Regions from separate parts of the Mus musculus genome. Here all the other regions are linked to region 3. The links are chromatin loops, found by intact Hi-C in ENCODE. Cell type or tissue: left cerebral cortex. All regions are shown on one strand. Links, peaks and the distances in the headings refer to the core of each region. The heading gives the core; the rest is flanking DNA.

Region 1 (4,986 bases), core at 317-4,316, 200 kb after region 3:
ATATATCGGGATAGTTAAGCTTGAGAATGAAAATTTTTGGTTGCAGCAGTTGTATATACTAAGGTTGGCTATAAAGTCTTGAGACTGTTCTGTGATAGGCCCACCCAGCGCTCAAATGACGTTTGAGTAGCAGCATCCAGGACGGAAACATGCTTCCCACGGTGAAATCTTGACTCGGGTTTATTTGGGGGATCTTTTGTGGAGGGCTCTGTCAGCTGACAGTCCCATTGTATACAAGAATGAGCTCGGTCAGGATCCACTTCAAAGCAAAGGAAGATGTGTTTCCCGTGAAAGTCTGTGTAATGCTTCGGAAGTCTCAAGGAAGAGAAGTAAGGGGAAGATGGAGAGTTGCATTTGAAGGCTGTAGGTGCAAAAACTCTAGGATTTGTGAGCTGAGTCGCTCTGGACTACGTTTAAATACTTATTTCATTTAGGCGAATGCAAATGAGACAACATAAAGATGCCTCCTATGTCTGATTTGCAAAGAAAGAGAACAATACTACATTCTAATCTACAAATCTGTAGTCAGAGAACACACCGACCAAATAAAAGGACTGCTGCGTTAACACATTCGCTGTTTACTCTGAAATGTGTTTGCATTGTCTGAGATTCCCATTTAATCGATTGGTCGCCCTCTACTGGTCAGAAGGGCGAGGCTCCAACCGCAGAGATCACGTGGAGGCCCCACCCACGGTTGACTGTCAGAGCATTTCTGACTGTCCAATTGTGCAAATTTCCGGTGACAATGATTGGTGAACACTTGGCTGTGTTTAAATCGACACAACGAGACCATTTTATGTGAAGAGTACTTCCGTTTATCTATATAAGCATGTTTTGTGATTGGAAAACCAAAAGGAGAGATGGACCCCCGCCCCGCCCCAGCTCCACTATCTCATTGTCTTTCTGCTGCTGGTATATTATGTATCACTACTTGGTAGTACTTTAAAACAAATGTGGATTTAAATGATTTAAATATTTCAAAGGCTACAGCCGCTGTTCAGAACGCAGTGTGTAATGATTCTCATCACAGAGAAATCTGATCTTGCTATGGAATGAAAAAGCCGAATGTTTGCGAAGGAGCAATGCACGTTCCCTACCCAGCCAAGGACTTTTTGTAGGGATGGAAAAGCCTCTTGCAGCAACCATCCTAGCGCTACTGCAGGAGTCTGGGCGAGATGGCGGCGGGGCTCCTCCCACCTCTGCGGCAGCAGAGATCAATAATGCAAGGCTCTGCGGCAAACGCGCGCCTCCTTTCTTCCCTGACAGCGACCATAAGAGCCTTCGGCTGGAACATTGACCCGTTGCGCCATCTACCGACCACCAGGGTCTAGTGCAGCTTTGAGCTGGAAAGTCCGGAAACAGCGTGAAAGCTGCATGGGTGAAGGGAGTTTTCAACACCTAATCTCATTTAAGAGGACAAAGAAAAAATAAGTTTTTTCTATCTGCCTGTGAAAAATAACACGAAGGCTTGAAGCTCCCAATGCCCATCATCACATGAAATATAGACTTGTTAGGTTTTTTGCAACATGTCTTAGGGTTACTATTGCTGTGATGAAACACCATGACCACAAGCAACTCCGGAAGAAAAGGATTTATTTAGTTTACAGGTCCATGACTGTCCATCGTCGAAGGAAGTCAGGACAAAAAACTAAAGCAGAGCAGCAACCTGGAGCCCAGAGCTGATGTAAAGGCCACAGAGGAGTGGCATCTTACCAGCTTGTTCCTTATGGCTTGCCCAGCTGCTTTCTTACAGCACCCAGGACCACCTGCTCCGGGACGGCACCGCCCACAATGGACTGGACCTTCCCCATTAATCACTAATTAAGAAAATGCCCTACAGCCTTGCCCACAGCCCCATCTTAGGTAGGCAGTTTTTTCATTTGAGGCTCCCTCCTCTCCGATGGCCCTAGCTAGTGTTAAATTGACATAAAATTAGCTAGCGCACCTGTTATTTTGAAAATAGTCTGTTTTCTACATGATCCAGGATAAAAGAAAGCCCTGTACAAGCTTATATGACCAAATTTGAATTTCAGGTTAAAAACCAACAATTAGTATAAGCATGCCACATATACGTTAAAGCATCTCACTGGGCATCCTGTCATGATTATTACCTTTCATCTTGTTAGCCAAGGCTGACAGCCCTCTCAGTAAACCTGTCTACAGGTTTTACAAAGGTTGGTAGCTCTGCTTGGACTGCTCGAGACTGTGGCGCCCTCTTCTGGCTTCCATGGGCACTGCATTTGTGTTCTCCCTCCCCACACACCTTCATGACGCATTATTAAAAAACTCCAAGTTAAAAAGAAAGCCAGGAACAGCACACTGCATTTGCGTGCTTTTCTTTGCTTGTGACATTAGCTCCAACCGCACTCGGGAGCATGGTTAATGCTCGGTCCTCTCTTGCCCTCCCTCCTTTTCATGTGGCGGTTTTCTGTGTCTGTGGCTAATTAACTTAGCTCTCCTTCCCACTCAGCATTCCCTCTGCAAAAACAAATGACAGAGCGAATTATACCGCACGGACTTACATTTGGTCTTGCTTTTTTTACGCCCGTGGAACGAGGGCGCCTGCTTATTTTCAATAAGCTCTGACCCAGGCCCTATACAGGTGGCAGGGCAGGGCATATGTGGTTTGAGGGTTGCTAGGGACCTGGTTCATTAACAGCCAAGCAGAACGTTGTAACTTCTCCATTCCCCCTGCATGGGAGTGGCACTACCTCCCCTTGGCCCTCTCCCCATCGCTGGCTGCCTCAGGGACTGCACAAGTGTTCATTAACAAGGCTGCATACGGTTAGTGGAGGAAGGGAGAACATGCCTTCTCTCATGCCTGCTTCACTGCAGTCACGTAGGCAAAGCACTGAGTCGTGTTTTGCCCGCCTGTATGTCTGTGTGAGGGTATCGGATCCCCTGGAACTGGAGTTACAGTTAGGAGCTGCCATGTACATGCTGGGAATTGAGTCTTGTTGATGAGCAACCAGTACTCTTTACTGCTGAGCCATCTCTCCACCCACTCATGTTGGAATCTTGAAAGTAGAACTTGGTAAAATTTGGAGATACATTTAACAGAAACGCTCAATAATTAGTATAAGTAAATGGACACAACTCTAAATGACCAGTAAATGTCCTCAAGAATATACACTGTAAAAGTATCTTTTATTCGCCTGATCTAATTGTTCTCTTTGTGGCTTACTGCCCCAATCTGCTACTATGGGCCTAGCCCTGCCTGGAAGCTTCTGGCCTACATATAATCTAACCCAGGCTTAGAATGCTTTCAGCTTCTGGAACTTACTGCTGAATAAGCTCATGCTTTCTGAGGTCTGGCAGGCTGCTTCGACTCCAAGCTGCCTGATTCAATCTGGCTTCTCTCTCTGCCTCTGACGTTTTGCTCTGCTTGGCCTCATACTAAATCTGGCAATCTATTCTAATCTTCTGGCTCCTTCTCCTTCTCTGACTTGTTCTGTGTTCACCTGTGTCTAGCTTGTTCTCTCTCTGCAACCTGTCTCTGTAAAACTCTCCCCACAAAACTGCCTCCTCTCCCTTTTTGCTCTGCTCCCCAAAGTAGCTTCCCTTTCCTCTCTGCCCTTGTGAGAGTTGGGCATATTCTATTCTGTCAAATCTTTCTCTGATTCATCCCTTTGTCTGCCACCCAATTAGACATCAAACACAGGTGCTTCTTTATACAAACTAACTTTACCTTCATTGTTTGGGATTAAAGGTATGTACTAAGGGTGCGTCTGTATTCCAGCCAGAGGGATTAAAGGTTGCGTGTTATGAGTGTTGGCATTTAGTCTAGGCTCTGCCCCACAGTTCCCTGGCAACAGCCAGGTGTGCCTGACTCACTATAGAAGGAGCTGCTTGCCCCTTCCTCTCTCTCTTGCTCTCTTGCTCTCACTCTGTCCTCTTGCTCTGTATCTTCTCTCCATTCCCCTCCCTCCTCTCTCTCCACATGCTCATGGTCGGACTCTACTTCTCTATTCTCTCTCTGCCCTTCTCTATCTCTACTATCCTCTCATCTCCCCTCCTCACGCCCTGAATAAGCTCTATTCTACACTTCACCATCATGTGGCTGGTCCCTCAGGGGGAAAGGGATGCCTCGGCATGGGCCCGCACCCGACTGCACATCCGCCAAAACACATCCCTTCTCTCCTTATCCTTTATAAACACCACAATGGGTGAGCCACACCACAAATAGAATCAGGTTTTTCCAGTAAGCAACACAATATCGGGTTCACACAGTGATCAAATATTTGGCAACAATACATATGCTTATCACTGGTATTTAGAATATTATTTTCCTTCCTTATATAAATAAGGAGGAAGCTTCAATGACATAGCTTCTAAGTATGGCAGAGGAGAAAGTTTATCATAGATATGTGGGAGAGCAGACCCAGAGGCAGAGACACCTGGGGGAGGCCAGTGTAGATGTGATCCTGAGCTGAACCATGTGGGGGGGGGGGGAAGAGAGGGGAACCAGGAGCAGCAGCCAGGAGACCGAATGGGACAAAGAAAAAGAGCGGATAATCAAAATGGTTGGATTAAATAAAGAAGAGCAGCCCAGTGTGTGAGGGGTGGGGGGGAGGGGGCGGGTGTTGGGTATGCCAGCCAGGACAGCCTGGTAAAGGGTAGGGGCTGAGGAATGTGGGGGTGGGGTGATAGTCTGGTGGCCAGGTCCGGTTTGGTATGTTAACCTCAGCCATCTGTTTCAGGTGTGGACGTTGCTGGCTGCGTGAGTTACTTTTCCGACTGCTGTCAGGAAATGAACTCACAGCGCATGTCAAGGGTTCACATCTGAGGGGGCAGCCCCTCGTGATGGGGAGTCCCGGGGCAGGAGCCCAGGCTACAGCTCCACTCAAGGAGCAAAGGGCAGTGAACGCCAGTGCTCAACTCCATCTCACGTGCTCCAAGTCGGATGCTCCAGACCTGGCTTTGACCCTGAGGCTTGAAGATTTCCAAATTACAGTGCATGCCATCACGTGTGTTCCCAGGATTTAT
Region 2 (4,986 bases), core at 555-4,554, 54 kb before region 3:
AAAGAGCAAATGGCTACTAATATTTAAGTTGATAGGCTGAAAACTCAAATATGCTTACACAGCAGAATTATTTCACTCCCTTTAAAGAGCCAGAATTGTTCCTTTTTCTGTTTTTATAGGGGAGAGGGCAGGGCAGTAGATAGCTACAGAGCTTCTGAAAGGTCAAAGATCAGGTCATGAACAGAATGAAGTTAAAGGGTAAATCTCTTATTACTGGATTCATGCATCTTGGATTAATTACATGCAACCAACCTAGGCTACGATTTCTTCCTCCATACATGAGGGCTGTGTGCCACTTGTTTTCCAAGTAACATGTGATTGTCATCTCTAAAATACTGTGTTCTTTACATAAAAGACATTCTGGACACTTGCTGTGTTTTTGCAGAGGGAATCACACCCTTGATAAAGGCCCTACTGAAAATGACTGAATATTAATTACCTTCATACACACAGTGAGGTTACTCACACACTATTAGTGCCTCGAGATTAGATAGATACTGTAAACAATCCATCTGCCAAAACAGCTCTGTGAGGAGTGAACATTTACTTCACTGTGCATTCCTCACTGTAATCAGAAGGTGCCTACAAGAGTGTACCAACGCAATGTGCTGCGTGTAATCTGCAAAGCTGGATTGGTATTTTCAAGCTAAGACTTAGTATTTTCCCTCGTACAGATCTGCAATCACCTATAACCTATTACCTAACGTAGTGATTTGAAAGACTGTATAAAGCCCTGCATGAGCCAATGACTGGGTTAAGAGCTGTAACCTTGACAGTGGAGTCAAGCCTGTGTCGCATGGACAGAAACATCCATCCAGTACAATGGATCCCCAGGGTTCCTCAAACACTTCTGATGGCTTCCAATTCTGCCCCTACCAGAAGGTGCTTGGAAGAAAGATGCAGAGTGAGTATGGTAATTAACTGCTAACATGCAGGCTACTCAGACAGACCCCATATTTAGATGAGTAATTAAGTTACAGTCTTAAATGAGATGCCTCATCTCTCCAGATCTGAGTTGTCTTTGATAAAATGGATATAGTCATAACCATTCACTCACAGGATTTCTAAGACAAATCAGTGAACCAATGAGAGTCTTCACATGTAAACTCGTGTCACCTGGACCTTCATTGTGTCGGCGCAAGAACTTACATGGATACCAGCATCCCAAAGGGAAAGAGGTCTTACCTGAAGTGTGAACAAGCATGAGGATGGGTATGGAGCACCTACTGCTAAGCTCTCATAACAGAAGTGCCAAGAAAGTGTCCTAGTGAGACAGGAGCTACAGCAGACTGCAGGGCATCTTAGTAGCAGTTCTTGTAAGCCCTCATTTCTCACCCTAGCCCATGTGGGTGCCCCACTGCCATTTTCATGAGTGTATCAGTTCTGCAAGAGAAGGTGCAATGCTTGCTCTATGGAGCTGAAAACAAAGAGGGAATCCTACAACACACTCAAACACCATTCTGAGGAAAGACTTTAAAAAATAGGTCAAAACAGACAGGCTCGGTGACATATGCCTTTGATTCCAGCATGCAGATGGCAGAGGCGGGCAGATCTCCGAGTTAGAAGTCAGCCTGATTCACATAGCGACCTGCAGTCTAGGGAGGGCTACACAGTAAGACCCTGTCTCAAAGAACCAAAGCAACAACAACAGAGTGAAAGGACAATAAAACCTAACTGTTGAGTAAACTTTCATAAAAGAGGTTTAGAGTTTATGAATTAAGTTAAGACTCAAAAGACATAAAATGGGGAGGAGAATAATAAAAGTCAAGTGGGAGCGCCCGCCGCTTCCTCGGATGAGACCTCAGATTCTCCACAAGAAGAGAGTAGAGTGAAACCCTGAACGTGAAGAGGGGACGCTCTGCTTCTGCTCTTCCACTGGAAGCTTTCAGAATCCGCTAAGGGAAAGGTAAAAATACTCACTTGGTATGAGCCTTTAAACCAACTCTGTCCATGTGTGGCTGTTTCTCTGTGTGTCTATGTATGTGTATACATGTACACCTGTGTGAATACTGTATGTGTGTATATGCTTTAAAGACTTCCCAATAGTTTCTCTGAAAAAAAGGAGCTTCTCTTAAAATAAATCTGATAAGACAAAGTTCCCAAAGATGTCAATGCTGCCATTGCCACCATCAAAACCGTGCACAGCATCCAGTTTGTGGACTGGTGTCCTGCTGGGTTCAAGACTGGCATTAATTACCACCCTCCCTCTGTGGTACCTGGTGGAGAGCTGGCCAACGTACAGAGAACTGTGTGCATTCCAAGAAACACCACAGGCATTGCGGAGGCCTGGGCTTGCCTACATCACAAGTTTGATCTGATGTATGCCAAGCTTGTCTTTGTGCACTGGTATGTGGGTGAGGACATGGAGGAAGGGTGTTCTCTGAGGCCTGTGAGGACCAGGCTGCCTTACAGAAGGATGGGGAAGCTGGTGTGGATCCTGATGAAGGAGCAGGTGAGGAAGGAGAGGAATATCAATTTATTCTTTCAGCCCCTGTATCATGTCCGACTTCCAGAACTTGAGCTTCAGCATTAGCGGGCAGGTGTCTAAGCTTTTGTTATGTTCACTGTGTTAGCATGTCTATCTTTTCCATGTGAACCTGTAAGGTTTTTCCAGGTTGTCTCAAAGTGAAAGCTTTAAGAAGGAAGGAAGGAAGGAAGGAAGGAAGGAAGGAAGGAAGGAAGGAAGGAAGGAAGGAGAGAGAGACAGACAGAGAAAAAGAAAAATCTAGAAAGATACAGAGGAGGTGCCTGTCCTGGAAGGCTGCAGTCAGAGACAACAAGTCCCCTCTCCACAGGCCCCTGGGAGCTATGGACTGGGAGCTATGGACTGGCTTCAGCAGCAATCTCCTCCCAGTCCGTCAACTGTTTGAACACTTCCCAAAGAACAAAGACAACAATCACATTATTGCATAATGTATTTGACTGCGTAATAAGCAGCAGGTGGAATTTCAGTGAAGAATTCTATCATTTTCAGAGTATTCCTCATCACTGAAATTTCCTATTATATTAAAAATAATACATATGGTGTTTATTATTTTAAGTTGTCAAGAGAGTTTGGCACCTTGCTCTTGACAGAACTGCCTAGCTTCAAAAAGTTGCACATGTGGCTGGAGGAGAGGATTCCTGGTATTTGTAGAGATATGTCAGCACCACCTAGCCAAGTGGGAAGAGAAATGGAGATAAATACTTGGATTTACCTACAATATTTATATTAGCTATTCCTCAAATGCCTTTGATTTAGTTATGTTTTTAAAAGTATGGTCTTAAACATGAAGTTGCCAATGCTAAACCCAGCTCCATTTAAGGTGGTGACAACATGAATATGTCATGCTTACAGCAAGGATTCAGTAACTGTAATGGACAACCTATCTTTAACTCAAACCTGACCATCAGAAGGCAGTAACAACAACACAAAAACTCTCTTTAGGAGAAATAAAATTAAAACTTAAAAAACTGGTGCTTCATAGATCCTATGAAGTCACGGTTTCTCAGTAAAAACTCCCGTTCACTGCTACAGAAGCTCGTTGCTGTATTACCGGATCTCAGCATGGCAACTCAGTGCCAACTACAGGGCTGGAACAAGAAAGAAAGTAAATCTTGTGAATGAACAGCACCATATATAAATTACTGAGATACAATTACACAACTGAATTTAAACATTTTACTTGTATAAGGACCTAGGTGATGGGGAAGTCAATTTAAGAAAATGGCTCCTGGTACCACAACAGTAACAAAACTATGCCGTTTGCTGAGATATTGTCTTTTACTTTTTTAATGGAGTATGTTGGATACTTCTGTAATTTTTGTTCAAATGGTGAAGCTGTTGCTGCTCCTGATGCATTGCCATGAATGATCTTTTTATATTACTATCTCCACGGCTATATCACCTGAAGCTTTAGACACATTAGCTGTGATGTCAGCTTCGGGGTAAGCATCCCAGTTTATTGTGTTGGGCTGGCATTGCACATAAATGAGCAGCCATACTGATCTAGAAACACTGACATTCATTTTCCTCATTTTTAAAGGGGTGATGCGCTGTATTAAACATGTCAGGTCTTGTCTCCATGGATTTGATTACAGAAACTAATAAAGTATTCTTTAAATAATGAAAAATTGTGATATAAAACTATAATCAACAACCCGAAATCTACAGTGCTTTCTTAGTGTGTTCAAAATAGGTCGTAAACGAACGTACAGAGTTCTAGCCCCATGAGGAAACACTGCTGTAAGCCTGGATACACAGATGCAGATTTCTAGGGCAAGGGATGGGTTCTGGGTCATTTCACTTTTCTCTCTCGATTTTTCAGTACTTTTTGGATTACAAACAAACAGTGCCCACACACTTCCTCTTGGTTGTCAGTGGCCCTGTTCTCTAAGTGTCGTCCCCACTAATCACATCAAGAAATGGCTGGCAAAGAGGACAAACTTCAGACAATGTCTTCTTGATTTCTCAAACGTTCTGTATGTTCTGTGTCTGCAGCCCTCTCATCTGTGAGTTACTCCTATGACACGCTCCTAACAGAGTGAACAGAGGCACATGCATTTTAAAAGCACAGATGGGCTGCTTAGGTACAGCTCAGCTATTTCACCAGTCTTGACACACTGTCCCTTGTGCTGAGCCTGGCCTTCTCAACGCTCTGGCTGACCATCACAAGCCAAGGATGATCCCCTGCATTCCGTATTTATCCAAGTATATTCACCATTGATGGTCTCCATCTCTCAGCTCCACACACAAAGACCTCAACTTATTTAACCAAAGAAGCATTGCTTTTCTTGAAGGCTAGATGAGTTTGAAAGTAGACGGCCTGTACTAAGAACCCATGGTTTATGATCACTCTTCTCTTTCAATCGAAGAGAAAATGCTTGCATTGCCTGATAAACAAAAGCTAAGTGTCTCTCTGCAGATTCCACTGACAGCAATGTGTGTCCTTCACTGGGGCACTAGCCTGGTTCCTACAGTGCTGGGCTGTAGTTTGGACCAGCCTC
Region 3 (4,986 bases), core at 624-4,623:
AGTCCTTAGTAACCTAAGCAAATAGATACGACTCTCACTCCCTTGTCTGCACTGTCCAGTCCCCATGAAGCCCTCCCTCCTCTGGGGTCACCAAGTGTCAGTTTAATTGTTAAGGAAAGTACGTAAAATGGTACTGCGATCTGTAAGGCTCTTCCCTTACAGAAACTCTCTGGAGTTTCCAGACTTGCCTGAAGAAGACTAGGCCAAGATGGGTGCTTCTGTGGTAAAAGAACCCCATCAAAGACCGCAGAGCCAGGACTGAGTGGTGGCTAAGGATCGCCCCGTGATAAGTGGTCCCCCGAAATCACAAAATGCCAGGTTTTTAAAAAACATGCTGAAGATGAAAATCAAAGCAACCAAACAATGATGGCTTTTGTTAAGTGTTATTATGCAAAAGTGTTTACCAAACACACAAGCCTTTTCCTTTCTCGGGGCACATGGCTAACCTACACTTCTCATTGGATTCTCTTGCTGTTAAGCATGGTCATATAGCCACGACTCTTCTAAAGACAGAGTGGAAGTGACATGTGCAGACCAAAGCATTTTAAAGGTAGATGCACCCTCCCCAACTCTTCATCCCACCAATCCGTTGAAACAGGTTGAAACTGTTACAACAGGTTATGGAAAGCTGTGGCATGATAGGATAATGGGACCCAGAATCACTCAGGACAGAAGAAAGCCAGCTACTGAGCAGAGACACCTATGCAGGGCTACATGTGAACAAAAATAAATATATTTTGGTTTAGCACCATTATACATTTTCAGGCCTGCTCTAGCTACTAACATGAGTCTCTTTTAAAAGACGTTGGGTCCATATCGTTGATCTAATTCACATTTGTCGCTCATTAAATGGAACTACCAGGTAATACCAACAAAAGTAAAACCTGACAGAAACCAAGAAACCATTGGGTTAGGTTCTCTACCCAATGGCAGAAATGGACAGAAAACAAAAACAGAATCTGATAATGGTGTTGGAAGACAAATTTGAAGACATGGTGGCTTGCCTGGAGCAGAGAAGCTGGCAAAGGCTTCAGAATTGACACGTGTGCTGGGCCTGGGCTTCAAGAACATCAGACGATGGGGGAGGGGACTTCAGACCTCCAGAAAGTAGAGGTGTTCGCCCACACTCATGCAACCTTATCATTAATAAGTGCCTCTGACTTGGTCAGTACGGTGCAAGTTTATCGTGTACTGACTTTCCTTTCTGGGTCTGGCATCCCAACAAACCAGCCTTTGTTTTCAGAGAACATTCAGTATTAGCCCTTCTACTGTGTGTGTATATGTATAAATATATATGTTCCACAAAAGATGTCAGCTTAATGGATCACAACTCTTTTCAGATAAAACAGCTAAAGAGTAAACTTGGGACAGTTTCGTTACTTTCAACAGTTGAGACCCCACAACCCAGGAATCAGCAGATCAGACCTAAGTTTTGACAAACTAAGCCTGAGACTTACATTAACATTTCTACCTTCAGAGGAACACCATAGGTTCTGAACTCAGACATCTACATCCCCTGTTCATAATTAACTAGACCCAAAGTGTGAGAGTTGAAACCACTTCCTCCAAGTCTGAATGTGTGGTACTCACTGGGTAGAGCCAGACAGGGAGACTGAGCACAAAGGGTGAGAGGCCGGATGTGAGCTTCCAAAGTCAACCTTGAAGCAGACAAGTGGTACACCTCCAGGGTCTTCCAAACGCCAGCCCAAGTGCTTGCTATCCATGGCCCCAGTTTCTTAAATAAAAGGGCTAGGCAGCATTGCTGGGCAGACCAGAGCACATTTCAAAAGACTTCACTCAGCAAAGAGGCCTTGGACTTTAGGGAATCCAGTCAGGCTGCCTCACTCGTGTTAAACAGTTTGATTCTGACTCAGACACAAAATTCTTCTGATCCCTCATCAATTTATCCTGTCTCAGGTATCAGTAACTATCCCCCAAGAAGAAAAGGGGGGAAATGAGGGATAGGGGAAGGTTCCTTGAAAGTATAGCAACTCCTAAAACAGCTGAAATAATCCCCCCCACCACCACCTTAAATAGAGAAAACTGCAGTTGCCACTCAATGCTACCAGTCTGTAAACACAGCTAAATGCCTGCACCTGCCACCCGGGATCCGGGAGCCTTCATTTTTTGGTAAGTGTGGCAGAAAAGACTAAGAGATCAACTGCTTCACCAGAAAGAAAGGGACGCCCCAGGGATGAGACACAAGAAGCATGGTGCCCTGGGTACTTTATGTGTCTCTCCTCTATGAACTGAAAGGGCTCTTTGTGTCACACACACACTCACACACACACACACACAGAATGAGTCTGATTTATTAGAGGAAGGAGGGGCAAAACGGGTGATTTTATTATCCCTCCTCCCAGTGAGTCCCAGCAAACGCCTCCTGGGCCCAAGCTTGGTGGCCTCTTTCTAGCTCAGTCAGTCCCTGTGGCCTCAAAGATAAGAGAGCCTAGAGGAGACCAAACAAAACCGTCTACCGACCTAGGGAAGTAGGGAGGAAATCCAGCGTGTCGAGAAGGGAGGAGAAATAAGCTTGAGAGAGCAAAAGGGGTGGGGGGACAGAGGAAGAGGAGGCAAGGCCAGACACAGGGGAAAGGGGAAGGGTGGGTGGGTGGTAGCACAGGAAGGGTGAAGGGGAGGGTGGGGGAAGTGCAAGGGAGGTTCCAGAAATAGGCAGGAGGATGCGCTGGGGAACGGCAAGGGCCACCGAGGGAGGAAGCCGAGAGGTGGAGGAGTGGGGCAGGGGTTGGGTGGGGAGGAAAGCAGCACGGGGCATCAATTATTAAGTGATTACATCATCCCTGACATTAAAACAACACACACAGCCCTGGTCCCCGCGGGGGGCCGCGAAAGGAGGGCGGGGGCGGAGCTGGGCCAACCTCACCCCCAAGCCAATTCCTATTTTCCACCCGGCACCCGCCGGCGGCCGAGGAAAGACACCCCGGTGCCTGCGCAGCCTCGGGGCGGCACCCCGCATCAGTGTCCTGCGTCGCGGGGCGCCCTGGAGGCTGCGCGGCGGGACCGCAGCGGGAGCAGCCCGTGCGGGGGCGCTGGGCCGGGCGTCTCCGCAGCATCCCGAGGCTCCGCGCATCCCCTGTCGCTTACCTGCTTGGCTTGGCGCTCAGCTCCGGAGCACATTCACATGGTCCTCTCCCCGCCCTCCTCCGGCGCGGCCCAGGCGGCTCCCGCGGCTCCGCGGCGGGGCCCAGGAGCTCGTGGGCCTCGCGAAGCGCCGAGGGGGCGGCGCCGGTGTCCCCGGCCCGGCAGCCCGGTCCCTCCCTGGCGCGGGTGGCGGCTTTGTGTGTGCCCGGGGAGTCCTCGAAACGCTCCGGCTAGAGGCGGCCTCGCTGAGCTCTTGACCAGCGGGCGGGTCTCGGAGGCCCGGCGCACGGCGACCCCTCCTCCTCTCTGCGGAGCCCCCTCCCCGCCGGCTGCGCTCCTGACAGATGGCGCAACTGCACCGACGCGCCGCCGCCACCGCCGCGGCTTCTCGCAGCTACTCTCGCTGATGCTCGGGCTGCTCCGGATCCCGAGGGGTTCGAGAGGGGGCGGGACACGCCCTGAGACTGTCAGGTCTTTCTGCCCTATCAAAGGGCCCGCTGAGGGCTGAGCGCCGGCAGCCATTGGTGAATGCGTCGGAGGCGGGACGGCCATGGGTGGGGCCGCCGAGTGGGTTGAGCTTTACAGTGGTGGCGGGCAGCCTGCGGTGCGCACGGCCACAGGGTGTGTGAGAGGATGCGAGGTTGGCGGAGAAGGAAGAGTTGTGTGTCTGAGGATCGTGTGGAGTTGCGAGTTGGTGAGGTGGGCAGGAGAGTGCGCAGGGAATGAGCTGCTTTCCACTTTGCCAGTGGAGACTGGCACCTGCCACTCCAGCCTCACAGCCATGGGAACCTATTTCTCCAAAGAGATAGCCTCGCCTTTGAGAGTGGGAGGATAAAATGGAAAGGTGTTAAGAATGGCGATGGCAAATTAGGGAAGTGAGGAGCAAAGTAGAGAAGTACCATTGCAGAAACTGGGAAAGCTAGGACCAGCAAACGCACAACAAATAGTAAGAAATTAATGACTTGTTAGTCTCATTTTCTTGGGTACCCAAATATGCTCCCCGCCCCCCCCCCCACACCTACCCCAGGAAAAGTGAAAGAGAAGTATGACTGAAATTCAAGGGGCCTGCAACAAAGAGTCCCAAAACCACCCAGTAGAGATTGCTTGTGCTTTTCCCTAGCTGTTTACCAGTGGCCATTGCTCGTCTGGCTCCTTGGGGCATTCAAACTTCTCTTGGTTTTCTTGTTTTCGCTGGTGGCTGAGCTGAGCTTTTTGCTCAGATTTTCCTTGACGAAATAATAGCCGGGTTGGTCTGCAGTCTTTATTTCCGATTCAGCTTTTCTATGGCAGGATGTAACTTCATAAAAAGAAACATTTTGCCTTCCTGATTTTCTTTATAGGCAATTCCTGTTTACTGAGAACTCTGTTTTAAGACATGTTCAGAATCATTTTCTTTAATGATTTTGGTAAGAAACTCATCCCTCCCCCTCAGCAAATCTAATCTTCTAAGAAGTAAGTTTAAGCGAAGCAGCCTTGGCTTCCTTAGGCGCTCAAGGTCTGTGTTATCTTTCCTGCTCAGTACATTTCCCCTGTAGTTTAAAAATACCAGTCTCTTTTGCTGACTTTTTTTTCTTTGTCTTTTCCGCAGTGCTCTTTTGAGAAATTTGCTGCTATTCAGTAAATGATCCTCATGTGATGGACGAGGAAACTGAGGACAAGAGAAGGTGACACTGAGGAATTCCATGTCCGATCTCTTCCTGAAACCTGGAGCAGATGGTACTAAGTCACTCCATTGTTAATAATTTCTTTGAGAGGAGTCTCATTTTTGGCATCTGCAGCATAATAGCTTCTTCACGTAATTAGTGGACCAATAAGAGGCAAAATGATTAAATGACAAATTAACCAACTCCCAGCAAGACTCTGTTCTGTTTTTTTCTCTTTACT
Region 4 (4,986 bases), core at 523-4,522, 360 kb before region 3:
AAAAAAAAAAAAATTAATGAGTTTAAAGAACTAAGGGTTTCTAAAACGTAACTCCCTCACTCACATGAAAGAAATGAAGTGACTTTTATAAGGAATCACTATGTTCAATTAGCAAATGATCAAACCAATCAGTCAAAAATTCACATTCAAGTCTGAATATGCTATTTAAAAAAATATTTTCAAATTTCACAAACTCAAAACACAGGTGTTTAAATCCAAGACATTTATTTACATTACTCCAAATATGTCCTTAAGACAGGACAACAAAAGTTAACTGGACTGTTTCCTAAAGCAGAAAATTACTTTTCCTGCAACAGCAGTAATCCAATTGACTCGGAATTTATAATTCAAATAGCCATTTTGAGAGAAACTTTCTTCTGCTGATATTGGATCTACTTTGAATAGCAAATTCTGTTTAAGAAAAAAAAATCTTTTCTCCAAATCAAAGAATTACGGACTTCCAAAGTTAACACCTACAAGGTGAGGACTTACAGGTGTTACAAATGTCCATTAACATAGTTTACACATTAGTAATATGTCTGAATTTTGTAATAGTAAATTTGTTTTCATTAAAAAATTCTAGCATTCAAATTGTGTTTGGTTAGTTGGTTTGGTTTTTCAAGACAGGGTTTCTCTGTGTAGTCCTGGGTCTCCAGAACTAGCTAAGTAGGCCGGACTAGCCTTGAACTCAGAGATCCACCTGCCTTGGCCACCAGGGACAGATGATAGGCATTCAGCGCCACACCCACCAAACACTGATTTTTAATAAAATATTCTGGCCGCTCTATTACATTATTTCCAAGTTTTAAATCTACATGGCCTGGACTAGTTTTCTTTGGGAAGAGAATTTAAAGCAGAAAATTCTGCAGGGTAGTTTTCATTGAGTCTGGATTAATATTAACTCTACTGGGGGGCGGTCTATGACATTAAAAATGCTTGATTTATAAAAACTGGAGACTTTAAGTGTGTGCCAAGGACTTCAATTTTTTTTTCTCACATTGAGGAAACAAGATTTGTTTTATACTATGTAAGGAATTATTTTATTGTTTTCCTCTGACCTCAGCACCAAGGTATCTCACAAGCACTATTACCATATATTAATGAACCAATTACTGAGGTCTAAACTGACATTTACATCCATCTATGTGTCATGCTTGAAACAGAAACTTTTGCTTTAACCTGTGAATTATACCTTCAACCTTATACTCCTTAGCAACCTGATACTCCTTAGCAACATGATACTCCTTAGCAACGTGATGATTGCTTTTGCCTGTATCACAAGTACTTATTTTTTCTTCATTTATAGTATACATTTCCAAGTACACCACAAAAAACACAGAGGGTTTCTCTTTTTAATTGGAGGCTGGCGACCTATTGTAAGATATTCAAGAAGAAGAGATAAATATTTCTTATGAAATAGTTCACATTCCAACATTCAGAAACACAAGTGTCTACACCAGTCTATTTGTAAAAGATACTCTTTCACAGAATCGGCTAATAGCAAGTGAAATTCATGCAATCGCACAAACAAAAGCTTTCCTACATAATAGTTTTAAAATCACTCACGTATACCTATTGAGTGAGTGTAGCAGGAAAACCTATAACTCGACCACCATACAAACTGGACCACCACAACAATATCCTATTAGCATGTTGCTCTACAACTTGAAAATCAACTTCACTATCATCCTCTGCAGCTGAAAGGAGAACAGGCAGTGTATTACCCTGAGATTCCAAATCAAAACAAAGACAGCAGCACAGCATTTAAAAAGGTAGAAAACCTATCCTCCAGAACATTATAATGCCTCTGATTTTCCAGTCTTCCACGTCTCAAATGCTATACTTTCTACCAACTGTTACCAGCATTCCGGTTCTCGATCTTCCAAGGTTCACAGCATCAAACTCTACTTGAAAAAGGAGTCTTTTACCCAGCCTTATTTATGTCATTGGCATTGTTAACAAAGAGAATTCACATTAAAAGGTAGTAGCTTAGAACGAGTGTCTGTATTTTGGGAAATGGTATTGTCTTGGTAGTCCACAGAAGCTGACTGTAGTAATAAAGATGAATGGCGACGAAGGCAAAGAGCATCAAGTGGGAAATGCCGTCTGAAACCCCATAGGGCTATACCTTGGTAAGAATCGTCTTCCAGAATACGGCTTTACCATTTCATCTTAACAGTTTAAAGCATGTAAAAAGACGCAAAACTGAAAGATAAAAACGCAAAACCTTGTATATCTGGCCCCTAACCTATTTATATTATAAACCCAAAGAGTGTTCCAGAACATAGCTTGTCATTTCCCCCCCCCACCATTTCTTCAAAATGGCTTTTTTTTTTTTAATCTATTTTTAAAATGCAACCCTGCAACCCAGCCTAGAGGAATTTTAAAATGCCTATGCTGCTGAGCTTGGCTGTGTTTCCTAACGAATCCACCCCCATTAGGTGTAGTATTTTATGTTGGGCGACACAAACACGTAGTTCCTATTTCCATGGATGCACATTTCCTGAAAGCATTGCACCTGAGGATGCCGCTCTGTCCCTGTCGAGGCATTAAACTCTAAGCAGTCACGACCTGCACTCACAGAAGAGCCACATGGTCACTTCAATGAGAAAAATTATCTGGCCCCGGGCGCCACTTTCTACAGCCACAGCATCTCCGGCAGGGGCAGAGGAGAGCGAGGGTGAACAGAGGCAACCGGGAGCGACGGACAACACGCCTGACACTTCGCCTCTGCCCTCAAAGCCTTTTCTCGAACGGGGCACTAGGGACACGTAGCGAGTGGCCGGGGTCTCCGCCGGGGACCGACCTCTAAGGACCCGCGAACTCGTCCTTGGGGACGAGGCGCAGCCACCCGACCCACCGAGGCAGGGGCTCCAGCCTGCTCGCCGCTCGCAAAGGAGAGACCGGGCGCCCGCCGCCTCTCTGCCGCGGAGGGGGGCGCAGCGCTCACGCGAGCCCACATTTTTTTTTCTTTTGCGCCTCCTGTCACGCGCGCGAGAGAGAAGGCGAGCAAAGCCGAGAACAGGGCAGACTCCGCAGCGACCCTGTAGAGGGCCGCCGGCGGCGGCGTGCGCGCGAGTGCGCGGAGGGAGGGCAGCCCCGACGACCCGGCGCCCGCGCTCCCGCTCCCGCCCGCTCCCGCTTACCTGCCGGGGTCGCCCCGAAGACTCGTACCACCGGCACCTTCTTGACAGGGAGCTGGGTGAGCGGGGATTGGCAGGTATCCAGCCCCGGCAGCGGGCTGGCCATGTAGTAGTCGGCAGTCACTATCCGCACAGAAAACATGTTCGCCGCCGCCGCCACCGCCACCGCCTCCCCTCCACTCAGCGACCTGGCAGCAGCGGCGGCGGCGGGCTCCGCAGAGGCGCCTCCTCCCCTTCCTCCTCGGTTCGGCTTTTCCCCCCCGCCCCTCGCACGGACGCCGGGACGAGCGGCAGCGGCGGCGGCGCGCGGAGGCTGCGGAGGCTGTGTGCTGCCGCCGCCTCCTCAGACGCTCCGGGCGAGAGGCAGCGGGAGAGAAGCCCTCGCGCGTTCGTCGGGTCGGGTGGTACCGCTGCTGCTGCCGCCACGGCCGCCGCCGCCGGGAATCACACGGGCTCCTCGGTCCCAGGCTGCAGCTCTTGTTGCCATGATGATGATGTCACGGACGCAACCACTGGGGGAGGGGAGGAGGGGTGTGTGTGTGCGCGCGCGCGAGCGGCGACGGGGGGGGGGGAGGAGGCGGGCGGGCGCGCGCCCGGGGTGGGAGGGGACGAGGAGGGGGTTCTCCCCCGCTCGGAGCGCGCGGCTGGGGAAGAAGCTGGCGGGAAGCCGGGCCGCGCGCCGAGGAATCGATGATTCGGCCTGTGGGCCGGGTCACTGCGGCGGGGCCCGGGGAGCGCCGATAGCATGGATAGGCTCAGAGGGGCGCAGGGTTTTGGCGGCTTCCCGAGTTCCCCTCGCCGACCGCCATGTCACATCTTACGGAAGAGGCGGGGGCTGCCGCGGAGAGGATATTTTTTGTTTTGTTTTGTTTTCACAAGGTAAGGGAAGCCGCCAGCGGGAGAAGGGAGGCGCGGCACAGACCTCGGGCGGCCCTGGCCGAGCGGGAGGGTGGGAAGGAGGGAGGGCGGGCCGGGCGGGCGAGCGAGCGGGCGGGCGGAGCGTTGGACGTGCCGGCCCTTCTCAGGTAACGCGGCGGCGGAGCTGGAGCCCGGGCCAGCTCGAGGGGCGGGGGCGCGCGGGCCTCGGCCTATAAAAGGGCCGCCCTGGCGCTCGCTCCCTCCTCCGCCCTCCCCTCCCCCCAGCTCCGGGCGAGCCTCGCGCCCCGCCTCGCCCGCCTCCTCTTCTGCGGTGCTGCAGTGACTGCGCCCGGCCACTTAAGGAGATTTATTCACGCGCGGCCCTGCCCAGCTTTGCCCAAGCTGGGCAGATACACCGACAGCACAGGGATTTCCCACCGTCGTGGTTTTCTCCACCCCCCCACTCCCCCACCGCCTGCCCCTCTCGCACTAGGACAACCACTGTGGGTTCCCCCGCGCAGGCTACACACACACACCCCACACACACACGCGGCACGAGCGAGAACACGGAAAGACTTGTTTGCTCCACTCACCTCCCTCCCTCCACTCCTCTCGCGGCTGCTCGGAGAGCCCCGAGAGCCTTTCAGAGAAAATGTTGGCAAAAGGGAAAGGCTCCTAAAAGTCGGCGTGTTTTCATTCACTCTTAGTGCAAGATTTTACTACGGGTTGACACAGAAGAAAAAGGGGGTGGGGTAAGACATAAAATAAAAACCAACTTTATTTGGAGCTAGAAAGGAGATGAAGTGGCACAGTTAGGGATTGGGGGGTGCGGGGGCAACAGATGCTGCTGGTGAGGATGTTAAATTAGAACCTATGGATTTTGTCTGGCTTGGTCACTAATACTGGGCGTGACCTCGGACAAATAATTTGATTTTTTTAGGCCTCGTTTTTCACAGGTGAGTCGTCGCCGCCGCCCCCCCCCCCA
Region 5 (4,986 bases), core at 373-4,372, 150 kb before region 3:
ACCACTGGGAAAGGTCTTCTCGCTCCTGTGCTGTGTCACTGGCATTTTATGTGACAATTAAAAGCAGATATTTAGACAGACAACAACAACAACAACAACATACTCTTCTGCCTGGATGGAGTCAACTGGAGCCACGTAATTGCTGGGAATGTAACCAGTTTCCCCGGTTGTCAAGGAGCGGGCTTCCCACCAGTCTCCTTCCCTGCAAAGGAAAAGAAGGGACATGAATTGAACGCACCATCCAGCTGGGAATTCTGCAGGCCGACCCTATGCCTTTTCTGTAGCCTTGTGCCCCCTTCTGCAAACTTTCAACACGGGCCCTAAGAAATCCAAAGCACCACGCGCTGAAGTCAGAGTGCTTTTCTTACGTGCACGAGGCTCTAGGTTCAATACCCGGCCCCACATAAGCTAAGGGTGGAAATCCCAGTAGGAGGTTGAGGAGTTCAAGGGCATCATCAGGAGATCCTGAAACGGAAACTTTCCCACTTAGGGCTCGGGGAGGAGCATCTTTCTGGGTAGGAGGCAATCTTGAATGAGGGGTGTGTGTGTGTGTGTGTGTGTGTGTGTGTGTGTGGAGTACACACACCAGCCTCAGTTTACTTTGGAGAAGCAGTAGGAGGCCCAGTGAGGGTTGGATGTATGCTTAGTGGACCTATCAAGCTTGCTCTTGACGAAGTAGGAAGAAGACATGACCTTCTGCAGGTAGTATAAGAACACCACATAACAGGATTTCCTCAGACACTCTCAACAGGATGTTACTCTATTAAACATTCATAGCTCCCCCCACCCCCACCCCCAGATTCAGATGGAGGCCAGGCAGTTGTGTAGCTGGAGGGCAGAAGAGATCTCTGAGCCACTGCAGCAAAATTCTCAGAGTGTGAATCAGGAAGGGCACTTCCGACTCTCAGTTTACAGTCACTATATATAGAACTATTATCCATACGCTTGGATTCATGAAGGTTTATGGCATGTGAGCTTCCTCCCATTAACAGTGGGTGGGCCAATGATCATGTGCGTGGAGTTTAGCTGTGACTTGCACCAAATGAAAGCCTCTCTATCTATGAGGGCCAGGGAAACAGGCCTGCCGGTCACCATATTAGGCGCCTCAGCCTCTGACCATTACAGACACATCACCTCCTTTTCTTCTTTTTTTAGTCTGTGAAGGTAACAAGAGAAACCTCAGGCCTTTCTTTTCTTTTTCTTTTTTTTAAAATTGTCTTTGGCTGGGCTCTGTTGATGCTCAGTCAGGGAAGAAAACGTACTGATTTTGGGCTGGGAAGACCTTCCCCAGGTCAACATTAGGTAGACACCCTGGCCTCCTGTTAAGCCAGAGTCCTCCCTCCTTCAGGTTCCCTACAGAAAAAACTTCTGAGCAGGGGTACCAAGGACCAGTGACATCTGGTGGGGCTTTAGAAAGTCACAGAATAAAAGAATAAAATGGGAACTCATCCAAGTGGGTGTGGCTATGAGATAAATAACAGTAGAAAACACACACATACACACACACACACCCAAAGTGCTAATATAAGTTTTAAAAAATTATATTAAAAAATTATGTGTAGGCATGTGTGCCTCTCTATGCAGTAATGTGCAGAGGAGTGGAGGTGCCCTTGGATACCAGAGACCTCTATCCTGCTGGAGCTACAGATGGTTATGAGCTTATTGATGTGGGTGCTGGCAGCACACTCTTAACTCCTGAGCTATCTCTCTAATTTTGAGGGATTATAAAACCTATTTCTTGGTTAGGGGTGTTAGAGCACACATTTAGTCCAAGCACTTGGAAATAGAGCCAGGTGAATCTCAATGAGTTCAAAGCCAGCCTGGTCTACAAAGTGGGATCCAGGACAGTCAGGGCTACATAGTGAGACAACAAACAAACAAAGAAACTCCTAGCATCTTTCCTTTTTAACCTTATTAAACTAACAGATCAACCATGAGAGTGATACTGTAGTTCTCTTACCCAGAAAACTGTTTAATTATAATCACATTGTGTCCATATTCTTATTTGAAATATTTATACACATCAAAGAATTTACATAGACAAAACTCCCCCAAGGAGAGCCATGTCCTTTGTCAAGTGAACATCTCTCTTAGCTACCATTCGTGCATGTGTGCATGTGTGCCTCTGCCTTGTACATCTCATGACGTAGATGCTTTGTGGCCGCGTGCCTGCCTAGTGCACACAAGGCCAGGAGCCCATCCCCACCCCCAAGGAGAAAACCAAGTTAACATTTTAAGTCAGCACTGTTCCCATTTCTAGCCCCACAGAAATATATGTAGTTGTAAGTCTAGCATCTAAATGCATATTGGAAGTTATACTGACCACCATGTGTTTAAGAAAAAGGCTTTACCTTCATTTTAATAGTGAGTGTTTACTGCTCTGAAATTCCACTAGATGGAGACATTTCATCATTGAAAAACATAAAGATCACCCACTGGCTCTTCACAGCAACCAACCTTCACTGCTCCCAGCCTGGGAACCGCTCCAGACAGTGAAGAAGAATGAAGAGCTGGCAGCCCAGGCTTGTCTCCTAACGCATGCTAACCTTCATCAAGTTACTTCTAGTTAAATCAAAGTGAAAAAGAGCGAGCACCAATTTCAGGTGATGTCAGGATGTTGGGGGATCTTGCTGCAATCGGGGACAAGCCCAGTCTTACTCAGGTGACTGAGTAATCATGAATTGACTCACTAATGAGGCAATTTCCAATTTAAGTTAGTATCAGCTGTCTTGTTTTGGTGTAGCCATCTAAATAAGTTTACACACATTAGAATGTAACAGTTGTTCAGAAGAAAGATAGCACCACTCTGGACTTAACGTTTCTGGGCCATTTTTCCCCCTCACAAGAGTGACACACAAATGACAAACAGTCACACATTATAAGGCAAATGTCACATCTTGTGGCATTTTTCTCACACTCTATTCTCACTGGTCCTAGACTCAAAATATCTACTACAAGCTGTTAGGTAAATAAACAAGCAAAAACTATTTAATTCACTGGCAGCACCCATTCACCTCCACAGTCCTGCACACAGTGTTGGTTTGGAGCGGGATCTCTAACAGGACCCTTACACTTATATTTTTGGTTGTGAGCCTAGCCTTTAACGGTTGAGCCGTCTCTCCAGCCCAGGACCCTTATTCTTGACTTGAGCTACTGTAGTTAATCAGCATTTGAAAATCTGTGCCTGTGTGTGTGTGTGTGTGTGTGTGTGTGTGTGTGTGTGTGTGTGTGTGTGTGTGTGTGTGTGTGATGCATGCTGTTCAGGTATTCTTGCCAGTGTGTTTGCATGTCTACAGAGGCCAGAGGACTACATGGGCATCTTTCTCAGTTATTCTCTTCTTTGTTTTTGAGAAAGGGACTCTCACTCTCACTGAACCTGCAGCTAGCTCATTTAGCGAGACTGGGTGAGCAGTGACTCCTCCTGTCTGTCTGCTTTCCCAGGAATGGGTTACAAGTAGTGCTGCCTGCCACACTCAGCTTTCTGCGGACTAGACAAGGTTCCTAGGACTGACTGCTGGGGTCTGGACTAGATTCCCAGGCCTGAGCTGCTGGGAACTGTAGTAGGTTCCCTGGCCTGAGCTGCTGAGCTGTCTCTCCAGCCTATAAAGCTGCAGTTCTTTAAACTGTTCTTACAGTTCAGCTTTTTAATTCACTCGTACCTGGTAAGATACTGTCTTATTGTCTGACCCAAACCCGTGATTTAATCCGACACTGGTTGAGAATGGCTTCTAAGTTTTTGTAACAGACTCTGTTCTTCCATCCCGTCTTTAATCCTCAAGTCCCTCACAGGGCTGCGGCTTCAGGTGCTGGAAGTCCAGATACTTTGGAGATCAGATGGAGGCAGGAAGTGGCTTTGCCAAGAGCAGCCAGCCTTGAGCTGTCTGGCCAGCCAGGGATACTGGATTCTTCCTGCATTCCACAGCTGTACTTCTTACTCAAAGATAAGACTCTTGAAACTACTTTTATCACATGTCTGGGTAATACAAACTTTTTTTTTCCCCAGCTGGGTGGTGGTGGCACATGCCTTTAATCTCAAGCACTGGGGAGGCAGAGACAGGAGGACCTCTGGGTTGGACACAAGCCTTGTCTACAGAGTGAGTTCCAGGTCAGCCAAGACTACACAGAGAAACCCTGTTTTGAACACCAAACCAAACCACCAAACTTATTAAAAAAAAAAAAAAAATCAAACCAATTTTTTTTTTTCCTGATTATGACAGAAACTAGCTTTCAGTAGGTCCTGGGTCAGGCCATGATTGCACCTATGTAAAACACCCACTGCATTTTAAGGACATGCTGTTTCAAGGTGGGTAAATCACCAGTTACAAAGTGTGAGAACGGGGGTGGGGAGAGAAGGTGAACTTACAGTGCTGTGAACGCAAGCCTTTTACTACTGAGAACTCCCAACGGGTCAGCGAGGACCCCTCCAACCCTGTGTGCACTGGGAGGAGCCTTCTGAGCACGTCCTGATGGGAGGGGTAGTCAGAAGGAACACATGGGGGGGCAGCTGCCCCGGGGAGGACAGAGCCCCATTCCTCTCCTGTCAGGGCTGGTGGTGGTGGAGGGAGGGAGGGAGGCCTTCACACCATCTGCTCTGTCTTTTGCTCTGTATTCCCTTCCCTGTTATTACCCTTGACTCCAGGATATCGTTTTGCTGTACAAACCTTACTTTTCTTTTCCATAACCGTGAAAAGGGGCACTTAAATACCATGTAGGACAAAGAATTTTATCCTTAAAGGAAAAGTCCCTTAGCAATGTTCTCTTCTAGGAGAACAGGGTCAGAGGACCAGAGAACTCTGCAACCGTTAAAAGCTATGCAGTCAAATAAAATGCACAGTGAGATAGGCTGCATCCCCTAAACATTCCTCTAAAATCCGCTTTATTGACTGTGTAGACTCCTCCATGTTGACTGTGTAGACTCCTCCATAACAAAGGACAATGACAGGGACTTGACTTTGCCAGTGACTAACTGGGCCATGGCTGCAACCT
Region 6 (4,986 bases), core at 336-4,335, 65 kb before region 3:
TCTCACAGTTTAAAATGTTTGCAGCCCACTTGGCAGATAAAACTCAATGGGTACCATTAACCAACTGAGGAAGAATCCTTAATTACTATTTACCAAGATGGACTTGCAGCTAGCTTTGAAGAAAGTATGTAAAACTCTTAGGTTTCTCACCAGGTATGTTTTTGCTTGATAGGAAATGGCAGTCTGATACCAGATGACCAGAATTCAGATGAAATTCTTCTAAAACAAGACAGAATTCCCACTGCTGCTTTCTCATCTCTCTCTCCAGTAAACCTGTTCCCAGAATCAATCCCCTGTCTCCAAACTTCAGAACACCTGCTTCCAACAGGCTGTTTGAGTGTATGGTACTGCCTCATTTCTTTGAGCAATCTTTTTACACAACTCATAATTTTCAACTTTTCTAGTTCAGGTGATTATATTATTTGGTACCTATAAAAGTAGCCATTGAATTATCTGTGTTATCTGGGGTCTATTGAGAGTATCTGTAAACAAGGATTATGACCTGTCAAACCTTTGGGATCTCAGCCAGTCTCCTCCATCACATACTCAGCTTTTTAGTCATAATCTGCTTCATCTTCTCCAACCTGGCAAGGGGAGTCTCGTGCTATTAAGGTCATGGAACAGTGTTTCTCAACTTTCCTAATGCTGTGACCCTAATACAGTCCCTCATGTTGTGGCAAACCCCAACCATAACATTATTTTCATTGCTACTTCCAACTGTAATTTTGCTACTGTTATGAACTGTAATGTAAATATTGATATGTCTGATATGCAGGATATGATGTGATCCCTGTGGGGGGGTTGGAACCCACAGGTTGAGAAATGCTATCAGGAGGGAAGTAATGTGTAACATTGACTCCTGGCAGAGGTGTGAACAAACCCCAGAGATGAAGGGCAATGCAAGATACTGAACAACTTGCCTAGGATAATTTAATTTCTGAAGTAACAAGTCTAAATGCAGAATTACCTAAAGGCAGATCCAAGGAAGACAGATGCATACATAAAGAACACTACTATATTGATATTGGATATTTACTTTCCAAAGAAATACCAGAAAATACCTACCAAGGTAGGAGTGGGATAAACTACATAAAGAGAGTACAGAGAAGGATCAGCTTATGCCAAGTCCCTGAAGGAATACTGCAGTGGATACAGTTACTGACTTCTACTGATTTCATTGGTGTCTCCTCATCTTCAAATTAGTTTGTTTCAAAAGCTGCTAGTGTAAACTAAATAAACTTTATAAGAACATTTCATTTCTGAGAAATTAAAAGCCCAAGAAGTTACATCACAGACCCCAAAATAGAGAACCCAGAAAGGGGCCACACACACACTCTGAAGTTTCACTTTCCTGCTACTGAGTATCTATGCTCGGGAAACACACGACATGTCTCATACTACACCCACTGTCATGAGTGACATCCCTGTAACTATCTGGTGCCCAGTCTTTGTTAACTGGCAACAAAGGGCTACCTATGCAGAACTTAACAGTAACAAAAATCAGGGCTGTGTCCACAAAGCAGCTCTGCTGCCTGACTGTACGGACAGTTGAGAGTCACTAAGAATCCAGTCACAGCACTGAAAGACCTCAGCGGCCTCCATCTGAGGTTTCCTTAGCACTGCTTCAGGAGTCCTCAGTTCCCTTATAAAAACAAGAGAGTAGTAGGCAAGCTGGCTCTCGGCCTTCATCCTAAGTAGAAGAACCTCCAGGAATTTGTCAGGCCGCGTTCATCTGAGGAGGCCTCTGAGGACCTTCTGCCAACTGAGACAGCACCTGTGACAAAGCCAGCAGTTTGGTCGTACAGTGTCTTCTCCGTGGGGAAAGCTTGGAACATTAATTTTCCCACCAACTAAGAGGCTCTCAACCACAATCCCTTCCTCCCGGCCTTGTCATTACTCTGTGAAAGTGTCACAGAGCTGTCCAAATGTTAGGGGCACAGCCAAGCAGAAATATCACTGAGTAAAATCAGAACATGAGGCCAAACTCGAATTCAGATGCACAGTTTGGGACAAAATTATATTCAAAATGATTCAATGCGTATCTCTGATAGTCCCTGATGTTATGTAAGCCACAGTTATTAGCTGGATGTACTGATAAGCTATGGTAAGAATTACAGTCCAATACTTGGTTTCTCTTTTTGTTTTTCAAGACGGGGTTTTTCTCTGTGTAGCCCTGGACCAGACTGCCTCTGCCTCCCAGGTGCTGGAATTAAAGGTGTGTGCCCTGATTACCCAGCTTCACTGTGCATCTCAAATCCAAACTCAACTGGGCATCCTTATGCTTCTGCTGCATCTGGCAATCCACACGTGACTCACGCTGCTGCTGCTGCTGCTGCTGCTGCTGCTGGTAGGCTGCTCCACCCACTGGTCTTTACCTACACTTAGACCAGCACTGGCTCACCTTCTGAGCCTGAGGAACAAGGGTCTGCAGTGTCTGCTTAACCCTTTTCCATCCAGATGTCTACCGCCACCCTTTCAGCCACAGCCCCTTACCCTGGTGCCCACTGTGAGTCAACTCACAGTGTCACTCACTGCTGAATGACTCAGCCACCCTCTCTGAACCAACTGCCTCTTTTTTTTTTTTTCCTAAAGAAAAGGTCATTTATAACCACAAATTTAAATGATCGGATTACAAACCTTCTAAATACTTAAGTGGAAAAACAAATGTAGGCTGTGTGAAAGGAAAGCTGGGGCGGGGGCAAGAGAAGAGGGGGCTGGCGCTGCTCATGGGTTGGCTCTCTAGATTCTTCTACAGTTCTGCTTTTCTAACAGCTTCCTTTCTTTCCCGAGTTCACAACAGCACTTTAGGGGATGGAAAACACACACACACACACACACACACACACACACACACACACACGGAGGCTTAGACTAAGTAAGAAGTTTCTACTGACTTATAAACTGGTCTCCCACTGCCCCAGTATATGGCTGCACTCTAAGACTCCAGTGCAAGTCGGAGGGACTCTTAACATCTAATCCAGACTGTGCACAACTCAAGGCCCCACTGCCCACTCTTGCTTGGGCTACTTGGAGCCACACTCTTGCTTGGGCTACTTGGAGCCACAGAGAACAACTGTGCATTCCAGTGATTCCAGGTACTGTGGTAAATCAATCAATCAATCAATCAATCAATCAATCAAACAAACAAACAACAAACCATTCCAGGAACCCTTGAAAGCCACCTCAGGCTCTCCAAAGCCAGCAAGTCTCGACGGGACAGAAAGCTAAGCAGTGGAAGTGCCTTCGACACTACAGCATGTCCTACAGGGTCAGGTGTTTTAAGTCCAGCTCCACCCCCTAGAAGAACCTGTCTCCACTACCTCCCATCAAAGATGACCCTTTTCCCTAATATCTACAAATATACTAGTTTGTTTCTTGTTAATGTGACACTAACTAGGGTCATCTGGGAAGGAGCCTCAACAGAAAATGCCTCCATTATACTGGGTTATAGGGATTTTCTTGATTACTGATTGATATGGCAGGGCCCAGCTTACTGGGTGGAGTCATCCCGAGATGGACTGCATACGAGAGTGGGCTGAGCGAGTGATGAAGCAAAGCCAGTCTGCAGCACTCCTCCGCAGCCTCTGTGTGGGCCCCTTGCCTGTCTTCGCGTCATGCTATACTGTAAGGTGTAAGGTGACACAAACCCTTTACTCCCAGGTTGCTTTTTGTCATGGTGCTCATTACAGCAACAGAAAGCAAACTCGGACAGCCACCCACTAGCCAAAGGACTCCACCAAAGTCCCAAGGGAAGAGACTTAAAGTCAGCATTACATTGCAAAATAGGAAAAGCATTTAATACCCTTCTTTAGCAATTGGCTCTTAGTAGCCGTCAAGCTGCTGGGAAGATAGAAATGCCACAAGTCCTGGTCCACCGTGACTGAGGACAGAGTTTGTCACTACTAAGCTGAGTTTGCAGACCCATTTAAGGAGCTGGGGCACTTGGGTCTGCCCCACCGAATCAACACCTGCCAATGACATTTACGTTCTTGTCCTGAGATTTGGATGTGAAGTGTTTAAGATGGCAACAAGGCTCTGACTGGGGAGGGGAGGGGAGGGCTGGAGGACAGGGAGTGACACTCTGAAGATGTCATATGCTCCAAGAATTTTACATTTAATCCTCTCAACAACTGAAGGGGAAACTTATCTAAGCAGGCTGAAGCCTAACTCATGTCTTTTGGGCACCAGTGCTGTCTCCAGCTTGTCCATCTGTTCCACTCGGGCACCCAGTTTCAGCTTCTCCTCCTGGGGTCAGCACAAGGCCACTGCCTTCTCTAGCCATGCCCTTGGTAGACACAGACTGAGCACTTCATGGGCTTATAACAAGGGCTCTACTGAAGAGATCCATTCTAACAGAGGGCTTCTTTATATACTTTCTGCAATAAAGCTGTGTCCATTATGTAGGTAATTGCATTTTGTATCTTGGGGCACACTTAGGGAACCTCCACGAGTTGCCTGACTTAGCAGACGATGGTAAGAAGGCCATCACCAATGCTGAGCTTTGTCCTACATGACAAGAAAAGTCTCAAACTCTTAGGCAGGGAGCCAGAGGAAGCCGGTCCTTGCTGTGGTTTGTAGGGAGGTCAAAGAACACTCACCCCTCTATTTCTAATCAATCTCTCTCACTCCCCGAATTAGTCCCTTTCCCTTTCCCCGCCTCTCCCTGATCTCTCTGGTAATTTTGATGTACAACCAGAAGCGGCTTCCCTAGCTCAGGCTCGGCTGGCATGACAGCTGCCCCTCCCCCAAGACCCGACGTCCTTTAGGTTTATCATTTGTAATTTGAAAATCTACTGAGAAGGAGTGCACTATGGTTGAGGTCAGAGTCCTCTACAGAGGTTTAGAGTCCCTCTGACGCAAGCGGACCTTTGTCTTGTGAAGGCAGTGCAGCAACAGTACAGGTGTACCCCGTCGGTCAGCATAAGCAAGAAAGCACAGCAAAGCCACAAGGCCTACTGTGGTCCAGCAGGAAGCCTGTCAATGCAG

Evidence for each region. Peaks named below come from ENCODE experiments on the same cell type or tissue, not always from the same donor. Only the 100,000 strongest peaks of a DNase experiment are listed, where the experiment ranks them.
Region 1: a loop joins it to region 3, with 5 times the contacts of the local background. A loop is called at or near these places in 14 of 42 quality-filtered maps.
Region 2: it touches region 3 in a loop (2.1-fold over the local background); 10 of 42 quality-filtered maps call a loop at or near these places.
Region 4: it touches region 3 in a loop (3-fold over the local background); 5 of 42 quality-filtered maps call a loop at or near these places.
Region 5: it touches region 3 in a loop (2.4-fold over the local background); 14 of 42 quality-filtered maps call a loop at or near these places.
Region 6: it touches region 3 in a loop (2.7-fold over the local background); 7 of 42 quality-filtered maps call a loop at or near these places.

Annotation. Positions count from the first base shown.
Region 1 is chr10:39,167,603-39,172,588 of GRCm38, reverse strand. It overlaps a transcript of Ccn6 not described here. Among named protein-coding and RNA genes, the nearest start is that of Ccn6, 6.3 kb to the right of the region's middle. In left cerebral cortex, for the core only: CTCF peaks have their summits at 646 (motif pointing left), 1,311 (motif pointing left) and 2,212 (motif pointing left); DNase peaks (open chromatin) are centred at 682, 1,265 and 2,220; H3K4me3 peaks cover 1,013 bases; H3K27ac peaks cover 972 bases.
Region 2 is chr10:39,422,100-39,427,085 of GRCm38, reverse strand. The region is part of intron 2 of Fyn (Fyn proto-oncogene); the gene reads right to left. Among named protein-coding and RNA genes, the nearest start is that of Fyn, 55 kb to the right of the region's middle. In left cerebral cortex, for the core only: no CTCF peak of the experiment used is centred there; a DNase peak (open chromatin) is centred at 2,313.
Region 3 is chr10:39,368,310-39,373,295 of GRCm38, reverse strand. Fyn (Fyn proto-oncogene) reads right to left here and starts at 3,497. Exons shown (of 14, transcript NM_001122893.1): 1 at 3,106-3,497. Gm31616 (predicted gene, 31616) reads left to right here and starts at 3,684. Exons shown (of 2, transcript NR_168583.1): 1 at 3,684-3,801; 2 at 4,691-4,986. In left cerebral cortex, for the core only: a CTCF peak has its summit at 2,999; DNase peaks (open chromatin) are centred at 2,349, 2,937 and 3,598; H3K4me3 peaks cover 2,634 bases; H3K27ac peaks cover 2,030 bases.
Region 4 is chr10:39,730,774-39,735,759 of GRCm38, reverse strand. Rev3l (REV3 like, DNA directed polymerase zeta catalytic subunit) reads right to left here and starts at 3,600. Exons shown (of 32, transcript NM_011264.3): 1 at 3,147-3,600. The coding sequence starts at 3,285. E130307A14Rik (RIKEN cDNA E130307A14 gene) reads left to right here and starts at 3,753. Exons shown (of 3, transcript NR_038037.1): 1 at 3,753-4,022. In left cerebral cortex, for the core only: CTCF peaks have their summits at 2,657 and 4,368; DNase peaks (open chromatin) are centred at 3,406, 3,673, 3,854, 4,213 and 2 more places; H3K4me3 peaks cover 3,148 bases; H3K27ac peaks cover 2,813 bases.
Region 5 is chr10:39,517,970-39,522,955 of GRCm38, reverse strand. It overlaps Fyn (Fyn proto-oncogene), which reads right to left. Exons shown (of 14, transcript NM_001122893.1): 6 at 104-202. Among named protein-coding and RNA genes, the nearest start is that of Gm40627, 70 kb to the left of the region's middle. In left cerebral cortex, for the core only: a CTCF peak has its summit at 2,388 (motif pointing right); a DNase peak (open chromatin) is centred at 2,473.
Region 6 is chr10:39,432,697-39,437,682 of GRCm38, reverse strand. The region is part of intron 2 of Fyn (Fyn proto-oncogene); the gene reads right to left. Among named protein-coding and RNA genes, the nearest start is that of Fyn, 65 kb to the right of the region's middle. In left cerebral cortex, for the core only: no CTCF peak of the experiment used is centred there; a DNase peak (open chromatin) is centred at 2,367.